Linked DNA regions of Homo sapiens: regions 2 and 3 are each linked to region 1. Evidence: chromatin loops called from intact Hi-C (ENCODE). Cell type or tissue: B cell. All regions are shown on one strand. Each heading gives the region's core, and the rest is flanking DNA. Links, peaks and the distances in the headings are about the cores only.

The links. Hi-C counts contacts between places; a loop is a spot of excess contacts. Peaks named below come from ENCODE experiments on the same cell type or tissue, not always from the same donor. Only the 100,000 strongest peaks of a DNase experiment are listed, where the experiment ranks them.
Region 2: a loop joins it to region 1, with 8 times the contacts of the local background. A loop is called at or near these places in 4 of 110 quality-filtered maps.
Region 3: it touches region 1 in a loop (2.7-fold over the local background); 2 of 110 quality-filtered maps call a loop at or near these places.

What each region holds. Positions count from the first base shown.
Region 1 is chr15:70,032,818-70,038,927 of GRCh38, reverse strand. No RefSeq gene overlaps it. Among named protein-coding and RNA genes, the nearest start is that of MIR629, 44 kb to the left of the region's middle. RefSeq lists enhancers at 1,790-1,899, 3,043-3,172, 3,263-3,362, 5,472-6,082, 6,083-6,110. In B cell, for the core only: no CTCF peak of the experiment used is centred there; DNase peaks (open chromatin) are centred at 1,497, 1,657, 2,227 and 3,057; H3K4me3 peaks cover 1,186 bases; H3K27ac peaks cover 2,667 bases.
Region 2 is chr15:69,977,478-69,983,587 of GRCh38, reverse strand. All of the region lies in intron 2 of LOC101929129 (a long non-coding RNA gene), which reads left to right. Among named protein-coding and RNA genes, the nearest start is that of MIR629, 99 kb to the left of the region's middle. RefSeq lists enhancers at 3,274-3,333, 4,164-4,223. In B cell, for the core only: CTCF peaks have their summits at 3,005 and 3,209; DNase peaks (open chromatin) are centred at 3,117, 3,607 and 4,097; H3K4me3 peaks cover 1,389 bases; H3K27ac peaks cover 2,033 bases.
Region 3 is chr15:69,955,211-69,961,320 of GRCh38, reverse strand. No RefSeq gene overlaps it. Among named protein-coding and RNA genes, the nearest start is that of MIR629, 120 kb to the left of the region's middle. In B cell, for the core only: no CTCF peak of the experiment used is centred there; a DNase peak (open chromatin) is centred at 3,260.

The DNA.
Region 1 (6,110 bases), core at 505-5,504:
TTTTACTATTTCCAAAACGTAAGACCTGTTTTGAAAATGTAACCAAATACCACTAAACCTAAAATATAACTTCTTATATCATCAAATATCCAATCTGTATTCAAAGATCCCCAATTGTCTCATAAGTCTTTTTACAAAGTGTATTTATTTGAATTAGGATCCAAATAAGATCCACACAGAGCAAGCAAAATTGATATGTCTTTTAGATTCCTGCTTCATATCACATCCTCTCTCTCATACACATCCATACACACACATATTTATTTACTGGAAAAAAAACCAAATTTGTCCTTAGAGCTTCACATAGTCTGAATTTTGCTGATTGCTAAATTGTAGTTAGATCTTGGAGCTTGATTAGATCCAGGCTTGATTTTGGAGGGAGGCAGAATACTTCATAGATTCATTAGGAAACACATAGCAGCTAGATGCTTCTCCTTTTGTATGTTAGCAGTCACCGATGATCATTGTGTAGATTCATTAACTCATTAGGGGCTACATAAGGGTGATTCCAATTGCAACATTTGCTTGAATATTGTTATAAAAAGAAACTGCCCCACACCAACCATTTGGTTACCTTGAAGTACAGTTCATACAGGAAAGGCAAGATGAATGCTTGATTCATTTGCTTTATTTGCCAATTTTCAAAATAATAAGTTAATTCTTCAGTATCCTCAGCAATTGACCAATGAGGTATTCTTTTTTAAAACATTATGAATGTGTGAATTTAAACATATTTGATATGTTTGAGTCAAGTGGAGTTATCTTTATTGCTTCTGAAATCATCCTACTTGGGGATCCTCTTGAAGATGCCTCCTGAGTCTTTTTAATACGACCATACTAGTCTTTGAGAGCTTCCATGCTTTCTGGTAAAAGACAATGTCCCTGGCTCATCTTGTACATTTTCCATCCTGGATGTGGAGTTGGCCATTTTTTCCAATGAACCTTGGTTCTGTTTAGTGGAAAGTGGTATTTGGAGACCATAATCTGGGTGCTTGGGGTGCTTGATGCTAATGAAATGATCATTGTTTCTGGGCCTTTTCAGTAGCAGAGCTAAGAAATGTGTATGTGCATATTTATATATTTGTTAATATATAAATAGACCGTGAGGTCTACTGAGGCTTCTAATTCAAATTCAGGGTTACAGGGTTTTTTTATTTAACCTCATTGATCTTCTACCTGTATCTCCTTGCTAAGTAGATTAAATTCTGAGTGGTTTACACCTAAGTGAAGATGAATTTCAAATTCTTCCCTTGTTGCTATTCATTTGCTGCTTGCTTCATTTTTCCAACCAACCAACTGTGAATTTCTTGAGGGCAGAGATCAAGTTTGGTTCACTTCTCTATTCCCAGTTCCTAATGGAGTACCTGTCATCTGATAGGTGTTTGGTAAACAGTTACTAAATGCCCAAAAGAATGCTTTCAATGAAAAGTTTCCTTTCCTTAAAAGGAGAAGTAGAGTGAGTAGAATCTGAAAATTTGCTCAGGATTGTAAGCCAAGCATATCGGCCCACACACCCATGCATTAATTCAATAAATATAGACAGAACAGACCCAGTGTTGGAGGCTAGGGGCACGAAATATAGAGGTAAGTGATCTATACCCTCACAGAATGCACTTGTTAGTGGAAAAAACAAATTCTACTAATTAATAATTAGTGGCCTGGACAGCATATTGTGGGGGTCCTCATCGGGGGAAGAGGCAACTCTCAGAAGGGTCAAAAAGGGGAAGTATTCATGAAGGCTTCCCAGAGGAGATCACATTTGACTAGGTGTTTAAGAGTGCATCGGGGTTGTAGGTTTATAGAGGGAAAGGCATTTTAGACATGCCAGTCCCTGAACTGCTTGCCTCTCTGCAGTTCTGAGCTAGTTTGTCCTTGGATGGGCCTGAAGAGTTTGTAGATTCCTTGTGCTAGGGCTGGAGCTACTCCTTAGAGAACCTCTAGTGTCTCCCAGGAGGGTCAGCAGGTGGAGGGAGGGAGGAAGGGAGGAGGGAGGAAGCCCACAGTACTGAATCACTTTGCTGAATACTGCACAGAGAGGCCATCCCTCTGTGCAGGGCACTATTTGGAAACTGCTGCCAACTGCTGTGCATGCACTATGTAGATCAGCTTGTTTGTCAACGAAAGTAATTTGCATTCAAGCTTGTTTGGGGACACACTCCCTAGTCTCCAGGAAGCCCTAAGGACAGATGTTACCCAAGACTGCTACTTGACTCACCATCACCTTTCTATCAGTGTGAGGCACCCTCCTCTGGCCCTGCTGGCTCAGTTCCAGGAGGCGCAGGTGTTCAGGCCTCTAAGTCCTACCCACCAACATGGACAGAGCTACCTAGACCTACGCAATCAAAGAATCGCAGTCATCTAATGATATTTGCCCTGGTCTAGAACCCACCAGCCTATGATTTACCTCATAGGTTTAAAAAAATAAGTTTACTTTTTAAAGCCTAAATGTAAAGATTTTAAAAGGAAACTTTATATATTATCATAAATAAAATACCAATATTCCTTACCTTAAATTTAAAAGTCTGCATACTTGTAAATGCAATGAAAACAATTCTAAGTAGCTGTACCTCAAGTTCTCACTCCTTCCTTGTTAAAAAAGGGAGATGACCCAGTGTTTGAGAGCTGTGTTGGACATTCGCACCCAAATGAAACCTGCGCCTTGTCCAAATCAGAAATGATTGAATGAGAATTGGGAAGAGAATAATTTCCTGCTCTGCAGCCCATGGTTTTCAATGCCTCGTCATCTTTCTTACAAAACTCTCCTCTGTGCCACAGCTTGGGAAAGCCAGATCTAGTCCAATATCTTTGTTACAGATGGGGACACTGAGGCCCAGAGAACACAGTGACTTGGAATTGAAAGTTTCATGGAAGCAGGACCTCTGTCAAGCTCAGTCCCTCTGGTATCCCCAGTGCCTTGCACCGTGTGCAGAACGAAGGAATGGGTGACTTCACACAACCTCGAGTCGAGACTGAAACGAACACCCAGGCTTCTTGACTCTTGAGTGTTTCTGTGTTGCAGAGCTCCTCACCCCATCCCCAGCCTCCACCACCCCTCCTCAGCTTCCTCTTTCAGTTCTTCTTGGGGAATTCAGGGGATTGTGCATCTTGAGCAGGGCCATGTGGCCCTGCCTGGATCTCATTCTTTCTCTGCTATCTGCAGCTGGTTATGTCCTAGTCTCTAGGTGGCCTGACCTGCGATGTGCAGGGGGAGAGAGAGGGCAACTGCCTCCCTCTTCCCTCTTTCCTTCGGCCTCCAGTCAGCAGCTCTGAGGGTCCATTCTGAGCCATCAGCCCTGCCCTGCCACCTGGGGTGGGAGAGCTGGTGAGCACAGAGTGGGGTCGTATGGGCAGGAACTGAGGGGCTCCAAATGGATGTGGGGAGAGGCCCGAGCCGGCAGGAGAGTGGCTCCCGTCCCTTGAGCTTCCTGCCCTAGCTTTTCACTCTGAGGACACTGATCTCTGCCCCATCTGTGGGCTCTGTTCTGCACTCACCTGAGCCAGGCCTCGTGAGACAGTTATTGTGTCAGGTCCTGTCTGGCCATCCTGGCACACAGTCATTCAGCCTCTATCCAGTCAACAAACATTTCCAGAGACCCACTCGGTTTGGGCCCCAGACTTCAGAGATGAACAGGACCCAGCCTCTGCCCCCAAGCTGCTGCCAGGGTTGGGGGTGGGGAACGGCCCCATCCCCAGATGACCCTAATATTCCATGACCAGTGCTCCTAGGGCACTAACTGGCACAGGGGCATGGAAGTCCAAAGGACAGGCACCCACGGGCCCCCAGGGCCAGGATGGCTTCCTGGAAGAGGTAAGGTCTGAGCTGCGCTCTGAAGGATGAGGGGGATGAGGAAGGCCATGGAGGAGGGGCAGTGTGGCATGTGCAGAGGCTCCTGAGGGAGGGTGAGGGTGACAGGAGAATGCTGAGGACTGAGATGGACTCTGGGGGAACCAAGGAGCCTCTGACAGTATAACAAGGAGACTCTGGGTGGAATTCGGCCATTGGGAAACAAGCTCTACTTGTGGTGTCAGGGCAAGGCAGAGAGGAGGACGCCAGGCAGCTGGCAGCGTGGGCACTAGCACGGTGACGGTAGCCTCAGAGCATGGCACAGCCAGAAGAATGTACCCAGTGCATAACCAGGGGAAGAGGGGCCTGAACCCATCTTTCACCTTCCATGTCCCACTGCTGCTCAACAGGACTCAGAGGGGAGACTCTCCCAGATGGGAGACCAGCTACATCTGCTGGTCCATTGAACAGGTGCCCTGTTTCCTGCGGCTGGCAAAGCTGGAAGCCTAGTGTTCTGGGATGGCCTGCGTCATTGCTACCCCTTGAAAGGCAGCTTACCCTCCCCAACCTTCTACCTTGTGGTAGCACAGATGTCAGCTGTGGGCTTCTGCCTCCAACCCTTCCCCCTGAGTTTCTCTTGGTCACTGTGGCCAGAGCCCACCTGACACAGGCCAGCCATCTCTCCCCCACCCGTGACATTCCCCCAGCAGCCCTGCCCTGTGCCTAGTGCTCCATGTATTGCCCTGTGGGCCCTCCTGCCACCATTCTTGATGCCTCTGGGCCTCCAGGGTCTCAGGCCTCACCCTGGCCAACTTCCCTCTCCCTGTAGTCCAGAGTGTCCTCAGCTCCCTGCCTCCCTCTCTGCACCATTCCCAGAGCAGGCCTAAGTTTTGGCTGTGCCCCAGGATTACTGGGTGTGATTCTTTGCGCATCTGTGCCTCAGTTTCCTCATCTGAAACAGCGGGGTGGAAACCAGACGTCAGAATCCCACCCTCTGCCATGGTGGGCCCAACCCAGAACAGTAGCACCCTGGCCTCCCCACAGCCCCATTCCAGATGCCGAGTTTCGGGGGGCGGCCAATTCTGCAGGGAGGGGTGGCGGCTGGCTTGTCTAGCCAGCGCTGCTGCTATCCCAGTCCCAGCCCGAGGCAGCCCATCTCCGCAGCTCTCTGCTCCACGGTCCACCATTAGCGCGCAGCGGCCCTCGCCCCTCGGGCGGCCCCCGCACTGAGCAGATGGCAGGGGAGGCGATCGGCCGCGTCAGCTGCTGTTATCTCTCGCTGATGACACGGAGTGTAAATTTTGTTGGCAACACTCCCTCCTGCCTCTGCATGCCACCAGCTTTAATCACTGTAATTGAGTTATAATGAATGATTGTGTGTTCGCATTGTCTGAGCCAGGCGCAGCCGGAGCGAGTGAGCGGGGCTGGGCCCGCCCGCCCGCTGGGGTAGGGGGTCCTCCCTGCCCCGGGGAGGGGGCATCGCCTTCCCCCGCGCCTGGGGCGCTGGGCCTGGGCTTTGCCACTGCCCTGGGCTCCCTTCCCCCAGCATGGAGGCGGCCACACACCACAGCAGGGCTTAGTGCTTGTTTTTCCCTTATTATCATTTTCAAGTGACACAATGCATTCAGGAACATTGTGGAATATTTGGGAAATTCAGATAAGCCAAAAGAAAAGGAAAAGAAGAAAAGGAATGAGAATCACCGAAATCCTGCCCCTCGGCGATAACCTCCCTGCCCCACTACTTTACATTTTGGTGAATATTCTTTCAGACGTTTTACCACGCCAATGGAATGACAGCCGCTGCCTCCCGCACCCATCCCTGTGCGTCTGTGCCCGGTGCCTTACTACAAGCCTAGCCTCACTTGACCTCCAGAGGCTGATCCAGGAAGTGGCTCCCAATTACTCCCATTTTACAGAGGAGGCAACTGAGGCCCAGGGAGCTCAATGGACCTCCCAAACACAAGCAACCAGCTAGTGGGCTGCCCTGCTTCAAACCCGGTGGGGGCTGAGTCTGTTGGCCCCCTCCTAAGTATGCAAATAAAGTAAATTTTGAACACCCTTCTCTGTGCTTTCTCCAGTCCCCTGGTGCCCAGGAGAAAAGCAAAATTGTCTCTCGAACTGTAATGTTCTTTTTCGTTACAACATGACAGTGTCCATCCAGGGAGAGGGAATGTTGGGACTAGGTTTGCCTATTTCAGGAGAGTAGCCACCAAGTCCCCTGTGGCATCTCTGGATAGGACTGTCCCTGGTTCCCATGGCCCTTTGGGCTGCTGCCCCTTATGAGTTCGGGGGCCCTAGGCAAGACACTGCCCCATCTGTAAGTGAA
Region 2 (6,110 bases), core at 468-5,467, 55 kb after region 1:
CAGCTCTAACCTTCACCCTGTCTGCTGATCCTAAGCTCATAAAGGGCATTCCTTGGGATGTTAAAAAAGCTAGATGGTTGACTGGCTTACAAGAAAACCTGCCAGGTCCTCTCTGTTGGGAAGCCTCTCCAGGTTTTTCTTGAAGTCTCTACTCTGTGGAGCCAGACCCTGCCTTTTGTTCCTGGACCTAAACTGGGGGTCCCAGAGCTCTGCTAGGCAAGGGCAGGCAGCTTGTCTGGTCATCACTTTCCTGGTAAGCAACTAGAAGAGCTTGCTTTCCCTCTCCTGTTTACCTCCTTCAATTATCCTTGGGTCACTTTAACCCAAAGGAGTGACTCTAGGGGTAAGCATTTCAGGTTGGGCTTGTGCAGCCGTTCCTGGTCCCCAAACCCCATCTCCTGTCCCACTCTCAACCAAACACTTGGGCAGCTTTTCGTTATTTCAGACTTAGTATTTGTCTTTCCCAAGTGGAGCTGAGTGGTATTTGAAATGGAACCAGTGTCTTGCCTTGACTGCAACGGTGGAGTGGGGATGATATGAGAGTCTCCCTCCTAGGGGTGCTCCAAGGTTTAGAGGAGCTGGTGCTCACTGTAAGCTCTTGAGAAATCCGACTTCTACTGTATTCCTATAGCTGTCAACTGACCTGTCTCCCTGCTTCCTCGCTTTCAAAGGAGGCTGGCTCACATAAATTCGTCTTTTGTCCCTGGTGTTTGGCTCAGGCTGTCCCACCCTGCCTCTGCTCCTCAGAGTTGACTCCAGCCTGACACACCTCTCCAGAGTCTTAGCTGCCTCCAGCCCTCTCCCTCCCATCTGTGGGGTCACCCCAACACCTAGGAGGGGAAGTGCCCTGCTCATTCCCAGAGGGGCTCCTGTGAGCATAGCCCTGAGCAGGCTTTGACCCCTCCATGGAAAGGAAGGGGCTGACTACCTGCTGGGAATTCTATTTCAGGCTCGACCCCAGGGCTGGTCCTCGGAAAGTTTGCTCTCCTTGAAGTCTCTTCCCAATTCAGGGAAGGAAGACTTGGAAGTTATGCTTCTCTCAGACAAGTACATTTGTTAAGAAAGATATGGATGAGGAAAGGGTCATTGTTCTTTGAAAACAGGAATAAGTGAGGCAGGCTCTCAGCAGCCACATCTGTGCCAGACCTAGAGGGGGGAAATGCCACTCTGGAAAATGCAGAGCCCTGCTGGTCTGAGTGCCGTGGCTCTGGGGTAGCGAGGACTCCTCCCTGGCAAGCACCTCCTCCCTGGGGAGCACCTCCTCCCTGGTGAGCACCCCCTCCCTGGTGAGCAACCCCTCCCTGGTTAGCACCTCCTCCCTGGGGAGCACCTCCTCCATGGTGAGCACCCCCTCCCTGGTGAGCACCCTCTCCCTGGTGATCACCTCCTCCCTGGGGAGCACCTCCTCCCTGGAGAGCACCTCCTCCCTTGCAAACACCTCCTTCCCTCCAGGCCAGGTTCCTTCCCCATAAAATGAGAGCTAGCACCAGATCATTGCTTCTTAACCCAAAGAAGACTGCAGACCCCTAAAATGCCTGTGATCTTTACTGGAGACACAGGGTAAAGGAAAAGGAGAGGGTTTCTGGCAGGCCTGGGTTCAGGGAGCAGCCAGGAGCAACCATTTTGGGGCCAGAATGTGAGGGAGGCACAGCAGGGCAAAGGGGCCTGTGGGCAGGTGGGCAGGATGGGCCAGTGGCCCAGACACCTGCAGAGGCCATCCAGTTCTAGATTTTATGACTTTATCTTTCAATCCATTTAATGTTTGCTTTTATTATTATCAATAACACGAATAAGAGCTATGATATATTAAACACTTAATAGGTGCCAAGCAGAATGTTAAGCACATTGTACCCGCTGCCTCATTTTACTATCATGCCTTCTCCATGAAGGCATGATTCATATTTCTATTTTATAGCTGAGTAGATAGGTTAGGTAATTTACCCAGCATCAACCCTGACTAGTAGTCCCAACAAAGCTGGGAATCAAACCCAGGACTTACCTAGGGCCAAAGTATTTTACCTGGTGGGATTTCTATGAGCCAGGCCTGGGCTGGGCAGCCTGGAACACAGAGAAAAGGGAACACTCCCCTACAGCTGTGGAGGCTGAAACTCAAGACCTGTTCTAAATGTCACAATGAGGTAGCAATAGAGGACTATGGGAGTTTCAAGGGCTTGGGGACAATTCAGAGGCTTCCTGGAGGAGAGGGCATTTAAGCTGGGCCCTAAGGGAGAAGAATTTCAAGGGTGGAGGGAAATTCTAGGCAAAGGCACAGCTTTTGTGGAAAGCTAGTAGGTGTGAAGGTTGCAGAGCATGGGCATGGTTTGACCACATGTGGTTTACTCTTTTTTTATTTTTATTTTTTAATAGAGACTGGGTCTCGCCCTGTTGCCCAGGCTGGTCTTGAACTTCATATATGTGGCTCATGGCATATTTTGGTTGGAACATCGTGTGCAGAGGATACCAATGGGAAACAGCCTGGAAAGTTAGACTGAGGCCATAGCGATGGCAGCCTTGAATGCCAGGATAAGGAGCTAGGCAAAAGACAATGGGAAGGGGACAGGAGACTAGAGAATTTACTACTCAATTCTGTGCTGTAGAAGAAGTGAAAAAACAGATACCGACAGCCCTAAACCTCAGGGAGTACAAACACAGCTGAGAAAACTTTAGAGAAAACCTAAACATATCGTGAAGTTGCTTGTGTGTGTGTATGTGTGTGTGTGAATGACTCCATCTGAGAGATTTGAGCAAAGTCCATGAGATGGCTGGGAAGGTAAATGACCAATTCCTTTCTAACTTCAGATTTCCTGTTTGCAAAACCTCACCAACATATCTAGAAAACCTAGAAAACATTAGGCTTCTCAGCCTGCACAGAGCAGCTTACAATGTTTATTCATGAATGAAGAGTTGGGTGCCCTGTTGTTCCTGGGTGGAGGGGAGACAGTTCATCTCCAAATGGCTCAGCCTTGGGCTCCACTGACTACACATTCTCTTTGTTTGTAGTAACAGCCATGCACTCTGTGCATATGCATGGTATCACCTGCAGATGTCCCAGTTCCTGACGTCACCCTGGCTGCAGAGCCAGCCTCAGGCCGAGCTGTGCAACCAGGGCAGAGGGAGGAAGGGGCGCTGCTGACCTGGACAGGGCTGAGTTCCAGTCCGCTTCCGTCACCACACTCCCACTGTTGGCCTTGGACAAGCCCCCATCTCTCTGCAGCAGCCCCTTCATTCCTACCTCCTTGAGGGGCCTAAACTGGATCATCACTTCTGGAAATAGCCATTCTTGTCCCACCTTTGAAGGTGTCATTTCTCAGCACCCCAGACTATTAGTCAGGGAATGTTTTCTTTGAATTGACTCACTTTTAAAATACACCATTTATGTCAACTTACCATTTCTGTACATGATGCACCATTTGCTATAAAGGGACATTGAAGTTAAAACCCATGAAAATAGTAAATGTTCACTCTTGTACCACCTAAAGTCAGGGTACATGCCTGCCATTGCATGAGTGCACACCCCCAGGGGAAACCTGCGTCCTGGAGCCAGGCGGCTTCTCAAGTATGACTGTGCGCCGGAAACACCTGGAGACCTTGCAAAAATGCAAATTCAAATTCAGTAGGTCTGGGTGGGGTCTGAGATTCTCTGTTTCTGACAAGGTCCCAGGAGATGCCGATGCTGCTGGTCCACAGACCCTACTTGGTGTAACAAGGTCACATGGGTTGTCCAGCTCCCTATCGTGGGGGCAGGGCAAGAATGTCAACAGAAACACAGCACCAAGTCCTTCTGAGAACACGGGACGTGAAACACAAAGACCATGTCTAAAGATTCAAGCAAAGGCTTCATATCAGAGGAAAACTCAGAGAGCTATTTCACCTTTTCTCCCAAATATACATTTACTTTATATTTACTTTATGCACTTAGAACTTTCGGCATCTCTGTTTACTGCTTCACATACCTCCCCACCTCTTCCCTAATGCAAAGACCTGAATCTGGAAAGCCACATCTGTTGGGAGCTTCGTCAGAAATCATGCTGGCCATGCTTGCAGGCTGGGTCCAGCTCTTGCTGGGAGGTGGAGGCCAGGGCTCTGCATAATGGCATCTTCGGGGCTTTCCCTTCTCTGACCTCCTGCCATGCTCAGACAGAACGACACGCCATCTGCTGACTCACCGTGGCTTCATGCATTCATGTCCTGTTTTCCCAGGTGGTCACAGCTCTAGGAGGAGACAGTAAGGGGTGACTGGAAGGGGAGGGGAGTGAGATTGCCCCTCTGGGACCCACACACACTGAGGACATGATGGGCTCTTGATAAAATGTCACATGAGCCCAGGACAGTTAGAGAGGTTGGCTTTATAAGTGGTACATTATTTATGATGGCTTGAATGGGTCACCCTTATGCCCATTTTCTGGAGGGAAAAACTGGCTCCAGATAATGCAAAGTCATGCCCCTATGGCGTCAGTTGCAGGGCTCAGAAGTCCTCTCTTCCAACCCAGTTGCTGGCAGGTCATGACCACAGGCCACCCAGCCATTCCTAGCCTCCCTGGTAGAATTCAAGGCTGCCTGTATTGTGCATCTGCTGTGTCCATGGCACTCAGGGAGGATAGTAAAGGCAGGGCCAGAGGGGAATGAGGGGGACTTGCTGGGGAGCATGATGGTCACGTGCTAAGCAGAGGCCTGACCTGAGACCTCAGGGTGGCATTCCTTTGGGTACTACAAGGGCTGGAAAAGGCCTCTCCCCTGCTTCAAGCCCAGCCCAGCAGGTAGGTGGCCGAGCCAGGCCCACATGCTGATCTCTGCTCTCTGACTGGTGCAGTTTCCTTTGTGTTAGATCATCAATTCCTCAGCCTTCTGTGGCTTCTGTGATTTCCAAAGAGCTTGCCCTGATGCTGAAGCCGGCCTGGACTGGGCATCAAGAGGGTTTCAGCCTGATAGCCAATGGCCGGCCGCATGACAGCGAGAAATTGGCTTCTCTCTCTGGGCCGTGGTGATCTTCAAAGTTTCTTACAGCACTAGAATTCTGCTCTTTCTTTGCATTACAAATGGAATACATACTTGTGAACATTTTCAACAATATAGAAATGTAGAAAGTAAATATAAACAAACAAAAAATGAAGTCATCATCTTCTTATTGCTGCTAGAGGAAGCCATTGTGAATAGTTTGATGTGTTTCCTTCCAAATGATTTTTTCTCTACGTATAAACATAAATAAGCATATGTAGGTTTATTGATCATCTTAAAATTTATTTTTTTCACTTAAAATACTTTCCTGTGATCTTCCTGTGCCATCATATATAAATCTACTTTATTATTTTGAAGTAATATATCTTGGACATTTTTGCATCAGTAGATCCTTTTCAATGATAAATAGCATTTTGTATCATGGATATGCATAATTTCTTTGGGCCTTTATATTATTTCCATTTTTTTTGCTATTATAAACAATGCTGAAATAAACATCTTTTTACATGCATTCTTACTCACATGTGAATATGTTTCTTTAACATGAATTCCTGGAAGTAGAACTGCCAGATAAAAGAACACACACATCCAAAATTTTGAAAGATGCTGTCAAAATCACCCTCCCAAAATACCAGTTGTCTTTCCTCTCTACAGCTCGGGGAGCAACATGTTTGCATTCACCTTGATTGAGCCTGGATTAGGTGCATGTAATGTTCCTATTGCATATGAGACAACAGAAGCTTAGAGAGAACAAGGGAGTGTCTCGAGGTGCTACAGAAGTGGGGGCAGAGCTAGAATCAAAGCTCTGTGCCCCATACCCAAGTCTAGATGCTCTGCAGCTCTGACATGATGAGGTATAGTGGAAAGAGCTCTGACTTTGAGGTCCAAATGCTTGAGTTTGAAATCTTGCCATGCAACTTGCCATCTCTGTGACTTTGACCAAGATACTTAATCTCCCCAACCTCAGCTCCTTTCTCCATAAAACAGAGACAACAAACACTGTCAAAAAGGGATGTTGTGAGTGTTAAAGGAGAATTTATGTAAGGTTCTGGCTCCTAGGAGATGCTCTCTAAAATATTCTCTTTTCTGAGGAGTTGGGGACCTGGGAATTCTACTGTACTCTGGAGCTCTTCTGCCTTCACCCAGGAAGGTAA
Region 3 (6,110 bases), core at 331-5,330, 77 kb after region 1:
CCTTCAATTTGCAAAAAGCATGCTATCTGTTAAGTGTGGCTTGGAAGGAAGTTTTCAGAACTAAGAATTTTGAGGCAGAAGGCAAAGTGCTCTGGGAATTCCGAAGGGTACCAGGAAGCACTCTCTCCCACAGAGCACCGTCCAGCACAGGCTTGCTGCCCTCCCTCCCTTCCCTCTTCTATTCATTGACTTTTGGACTGATTTTTTTTTTTTTCTAAGTATTTTTTTTATTATACTTTAAGTTTTAGGGTACATGTGCACAACGTGCAGGATAGTTACATATGTATACATGTGCCATGTTGGTGTGCTGAACCCAGTAACTCGTCATTTAACATTAGGTATATCTCCAAATGCTATCCCTCCCCACTCCCCCAACCCCACAACAGGCCCCGGTGTGTGATGTTCCCCTTCCTGTGTCCATGTGTTCTCATTGTTCAATTCCCACCTGAGTGAGAACATGCAGTGTTTTGTTTTTTGTCCTTGTGATAGTTTGCTGAGAATGATGGTTTCCAGCTTCATGCATGTCCCTACAAAGGACATGAACTCATCCTTTTTCATGGCTGCATAGTATTCCATGGTGTATATGTGCCACATTTTCTTAATCCAGTCTATCATTGTTGGACATTTGGGTTGGTTCCAAGTCTTTGCTATTGTGAATAGTGCCGCAATAAACATACGTGTGCATGTGCAGCATGATTTGTAATCCTTTGGGTATATACCCAGTAATGGGATGGCTGGGTCAAATGGTATTTCTAGTTCTAGATCCCTGAGGAATTGCCACACTGACTTCCACAATGGTTGAACTAGTTTATGGACTGATTTTAATTTTCATTATTTTTTTCTTTTGAGAAAGAGTCTCACTCTGTTGCCCAGGCTGGAGTGCAGTGGTACCATCTCGGCTCACTGCAATCTCCACCTCCTGGGTTCAAGCAATCCTTGTGCCTCAGCCTCCCAAGCAGCTGGGATTACAGGTGCGTGCCACCATCCCTGGCTAATTTTTGTATTTTTAGTGGAGATGGGGTTTCACTACATTGGCCAGGCTGGTCTCAAACTCTGTCCTCAAGTGATCTGCCCACCTCGGCCTCCCAAAGTGCTAGGATTACAGGCCAGAGCCACCACACCACACCTGACCTGGACTGATTTTTAAAATTGTGGCAAAATATACATAAGATTGATCATTTTAACTGTTTTAAGTGTATAGTTCAGCAGCATTAAATACATTCACATTGCTGTGATTCCATCACCACCATCCAGCTCCAGAAATTTTTAATCTTCCCAAATGGAAACTCTGCACCCATTAAGTATTAGGTTGAAAGTAACGGCACCAACCTAATACTAACTTCACAACCCTTCTCCCCAAAGCCCCTGGTAACCACTGTTCTACTTTCTGAATCTGTGAATTTGCCTATTCTAGACACTTCATGTAAGTGGAATTTATTGTATAATATTTGTCCTTTTGTGACTGGCTAATTCCATATAGCATAATGCCTTCAAGGTTTGTTTGTGTTCTCTCTTGTAGTATTTATTGTACACCTGTTCTATGCCAGGTCTACACCTGGGCTTAGGTACACCAAGGAGGTGAGATATGGGGCAGGTAGGTAAGCACCATCAGCTGAGACATCCATTACTGAGTTCATACTAACAGAGATTAGCCTATCACAGGCTTCCCAAGCTCATGATTAACAAAGAGGCAAAGAGACAAAAGGGAAGATTTGGTTGAATAGAGAGAGTGAAGAAAGCTGGAACACTGACTAGGGAGAGGAAGGCTTGGGTGGGATGGAATGGAGATTAATTTTGTTAATCAAGACGTCCTGAGTACCTTCAGGAATGATGGGTGGTTAGGGGATGGTGGTGTAAAATCTTGCTTAGGATCAAAAGATGTCGTGGTGGAAGGGGGCTTAGGAATAGGTGACTACAGTCTCATTATGCAAGATTCAAAGACGCAATGCACAATTCTTACTTCAACATCTACGAAACAAAACTAGTATCTTTTCTAGAGGTTTCCACTGCTGTCAGTTGGCATGGATCCTTTTCATTCTTTTTCTCTGCTTTTCCATATATGCATATGGACACATAGACATCTATATGTTTCTCTCTGTGTGTGGGTTTGTGCATGCTTAGACCTAAATGGAATCATACTGTGTGTGAGTTTTTTTTGCAACTTTACATTTTCACCCAATAGCGTATCTGGAGATCACATCATAGAGGTGCTTATAAAGCTACTTTGTTCTTTTTAAAGACTCCATGTTATGAACATTAGTTTGGATGTTGGTTTGGCTGCTTTTACAAAGACCAACTTACAGAAGCTTGCACAAGGTAGGAGGTGGTTTCCATGTAAGTGCTGGAGCAGGCAGTGATCAGATGGGTAGGCAGCTCTGATGACTCCACCACATCATCTCAGAGCCAGGCTCCTCCTCCCTTGTTGCTTTGTCATCTCTTAGGGTGTTGTCTCCATTTGCATGACAGAAACTAGCTCCCCACCCTCAGAAAGGGGAGCTTTTTCCAGGCCCTGGAAAAGAGGAAAGAGGAAATGGAGGGCAAGTGTTTTCCTTTCAAGATGTGACCCAGAAGATGCAGCCATCACTCTGCTTACAACTCATTGGCTACTCTTGTGGCTGCAAGGGAGGCTGGGAAATGTAGTTTCCAGCTGCACATCTACAGGCCCATCTCTTCCTAAAAGCCAGGGAAAATCAACATCAGGATCACGGCTCCTCCCACCGTGTGTATGCATCCTCATTTACTAAGCCATTTCCCTATTGGTGGATCTTTAGATTGTTTCTTACTTTTTGCTATGGCAAGCCTCACTGCAGTGACTATCCTCGTTTGTGCTGTTTTTTGGTACACAAGAGTTTCTGAGACATCTGAGGCCCAAGGAGGTGGAGTAACTTGTCCTGATTCACAGGCTGTTTAGGAAAAGTGTCGGGGGATAACTAGGACTTTTGATTCCCACACCCGGGATTTTAATATGACCATACTTTCTCTCTCTGGAGGAAGAGTGTTGTTTGCTCCTATATGGTACTCTAAAGAGCTATTTCTCAAACTTTAATTTGCACATGAATCACCTGGGGGTGGGGGGTCTCATGAACATGCAGACTGTGATTCAGCAGATCTAGGGTGGTGTCCCTGATTCTGTCTTCTTAAAGAGCTCCCAGGCAGTGCAGATGTTGCTGGACTGTAGACCACACTCTGAAGACCGGGGTTACTTCCCCTAATTCCTCTTCTCATCAGAGAAAGACAACACCTTTAGGCAGAAGTTTCTTAACCCACTGACATCAAAGAGTAGACCACAGGAGGAAATTCTCTGTCAAATGATGCATAGACCCCAAGGACTGGGTGATGTCACCTCAGGTGACCCGGCCTCCCAAAGTGCTGGGATTACAGGCGTGAGCCACCACACCTGGCCTCCTTGAGGATATTCTGATGGGTGACTGGCTGCCCCGTTGAGGCTACTGACCAGAGATGGGCCAGCCCTCAGGCCTGTTGGGCCCTGAGGCAGATCTCAAGGGACTCCAGGCACATTCTGGGAGCTGCTGAAGCCCTTGGAAAAAATTAGGTCAATTCACCAGTCTGGGCTTGTTTTGTCCACCACTGTCCCACCAACGTGTGTGTGTGTGTATGTGTGTGTGTGTGAAGAGAAAGCAGAGAACCCAGCAGGCCTACGGCTTTTTGCACACTTGTTTCTTTGTTTTCATCTGTTTGACTATTATTTTTAGCACCCAGATTACCTGAGAGGAAGGGAGGAATTGGAGGAGAGGGGAGAAGGTGGGAAGGAGAGAACTACCACGGATCTGTTATTCCACGCTCTGCCCACCTGTGCAGGGCCTTAGGCAGTGGCAGATTGTGGTCTGACCTGCTCAGGTTCTGGTATGGACTTCCGGGGACATGGAGTTGAGTTCTCAGTCCACAGGAGTAGACCAGAGTGATCTACATGGTAAGAAAGCCCTTCCAGCAGGGGTCAGGCCACTCAGAAGTAAGAGTCCCTGAGAAGGTGCCCCTGGAGCTGGTTGTGAGCTCCCTGGTGTGTGAAGCCTTCCCCAACCATTCCACCTCCCTGGAGATGCCTGTCTCCCCTGAGTGAGGTGAGGGCGATGCAGTTCTCAGCTGCACCACTTAGTAGCAGAGTCCTTGGTCAAGATACTTAATGTTTCTGGGCCTCAGTTTTTTAATGTGTAAAATGGGGATGTATCTATGCCATGTGTTTTTTGTCTTGTTTCGTTTGAGCATTAAATGAGATAATACATATTTAGAAAAACCAGAATAATGCCTGATCCACAGAAAACATTCAATACCTATGAATTATTATTATTATTATCATGCATGGGACATTCAGTGTGGGAGTGGGGCCTCTCCATGTATTGTAGGAGAAAGGGTGCTGATTGGGAAGATAAAAGACCTGCATTGCCTCATGGCATGGGCTGCTATGATCAAATCTATTCTCTAATCCAGTCCTCAATTCCCTCACCTGTGAAATGGGAATACTTACCTGGCCAGGTGAGTACTGAATGGTACCCAGAGGAATCAAATGCAACAGGGGAGGCATCATTTTGCATATAAAGGGCTCTGAACATGAAATAGAGGCTGAAGATGGTGACGACACACTCCTATCAGCAACTTCCTTTGTGGTTGGGAAAGGTGCCTTTTTCATCACTTCTCCTCCAATTCCAGCAGCAGCTTGAGGTCAGCAGGTTTTGCTGCCAAGCGTGCTGAAGCCCAGGTGTGTGAACTGAGGGCTGGCGTCTGTCTTGGAGCATTTGGACATGTGCTTGGCCACGTGGAGATGGGTCAAGGGAGGAGCGATGTATCAATAAGTCAGGAAAGGAAAGATGAGCAAAGCCATTCAGGTGACACCACCCTTGACAAGGACAGCAGGAGGGGCTGGCAGGGTGGGGTTAGGTCAGGAGGGTCAGTTTGAAGTGTGTCGTAAACCCTCACCATTTGGACACATACACACTCCACTAAAAGTGTTCAACCAAGTTTCTATCTCTGATGTCAGCCCAAAGGGCCCTGGTTGACCAAATGCTTTGCTTTATAAATGAGGAAACAAGCTTGGATAAGGTAATGACCTACCTGTGTCCATATATCGGGCTAGAGACAGAAGTCAGCTCTCCTGAGCCCCAATACAGTGTTGTTTTTTTTTTTCAAGCATTTTGTATTTCTTGGCTACACTTGATGCCCACAGTGTGCAAGGCAACCTACATAAAGGGATTTATTGGAGAGCAGAGCAATCCTTACGTGGCTGGGGCAAGAGGGGCCTTCAGCCATGTGGGGCCCCTGTGCCACTGTGGACTGATCATGCAGGCGACTCCCTGACATGCCACTGGGCACTGCTGCTTGCCCCCCAGTGTCCTGTGGCGCTGGTCTGAGCTCTGTGGTTGGCGCCACCTGTGAGGGTCAGGTCTTCTAGCCAGGTGACTGGCAACTGGCACAGTTAGTGTCTCATTCCTCAGCTTGTGTGAGAAGAGGACATGACTCTTACAGCAAGGCAGAATGTTTCCTCATTGCCCAGTAACTGACACAGCCACAGCCTGGAGAGCCTGGGATGCTTTGCAGCCCTCCAGCCTCCAAGAGCACGCTGCATGCCTGCCTGGGTTGAGTCCCGGCCTTGCCTGGTGGGCCACCACTATCCCGAGGCCTCAGCTCGTGACCCTTTTGTGCCAACAACATCACTTCTCCACTAGCCTGGTGCTGGGCTGAGGAACTTAAAACAAGTCCCAGTGGCAATGCGTCCAAAAGGGATGTGTGACAAATTGTACCATGGTATGTCATGTTGACATTGACTGACAAGGGCTGTGGGAGGTGACAGAACTCACAGCCACCGTGGAGCCTGGGCTCCTCACACAGAGCCATGTGCACATCATCCAACAAGGGCAGCAGTGCCCCCAACCGGGCCACGAACCACACTGTGGGGTCCCAGACTCCTCTTGCCCACAGTTTAGAGTCTGCCCAGCTCCAAGGTACCCAGTTGGCTGAGGGACGGGTGAGGGAGAAAACATGGGAAGGGGTGGGAGTAGGGAGAGGAGAAGGAAGACAATAGAGAATTAGCAGAGGAGGCCTAGGAAATCAAGCTACCTGAGCCCCCAGTGATTGAGGGGCAGATGTGGGGAGAAGTC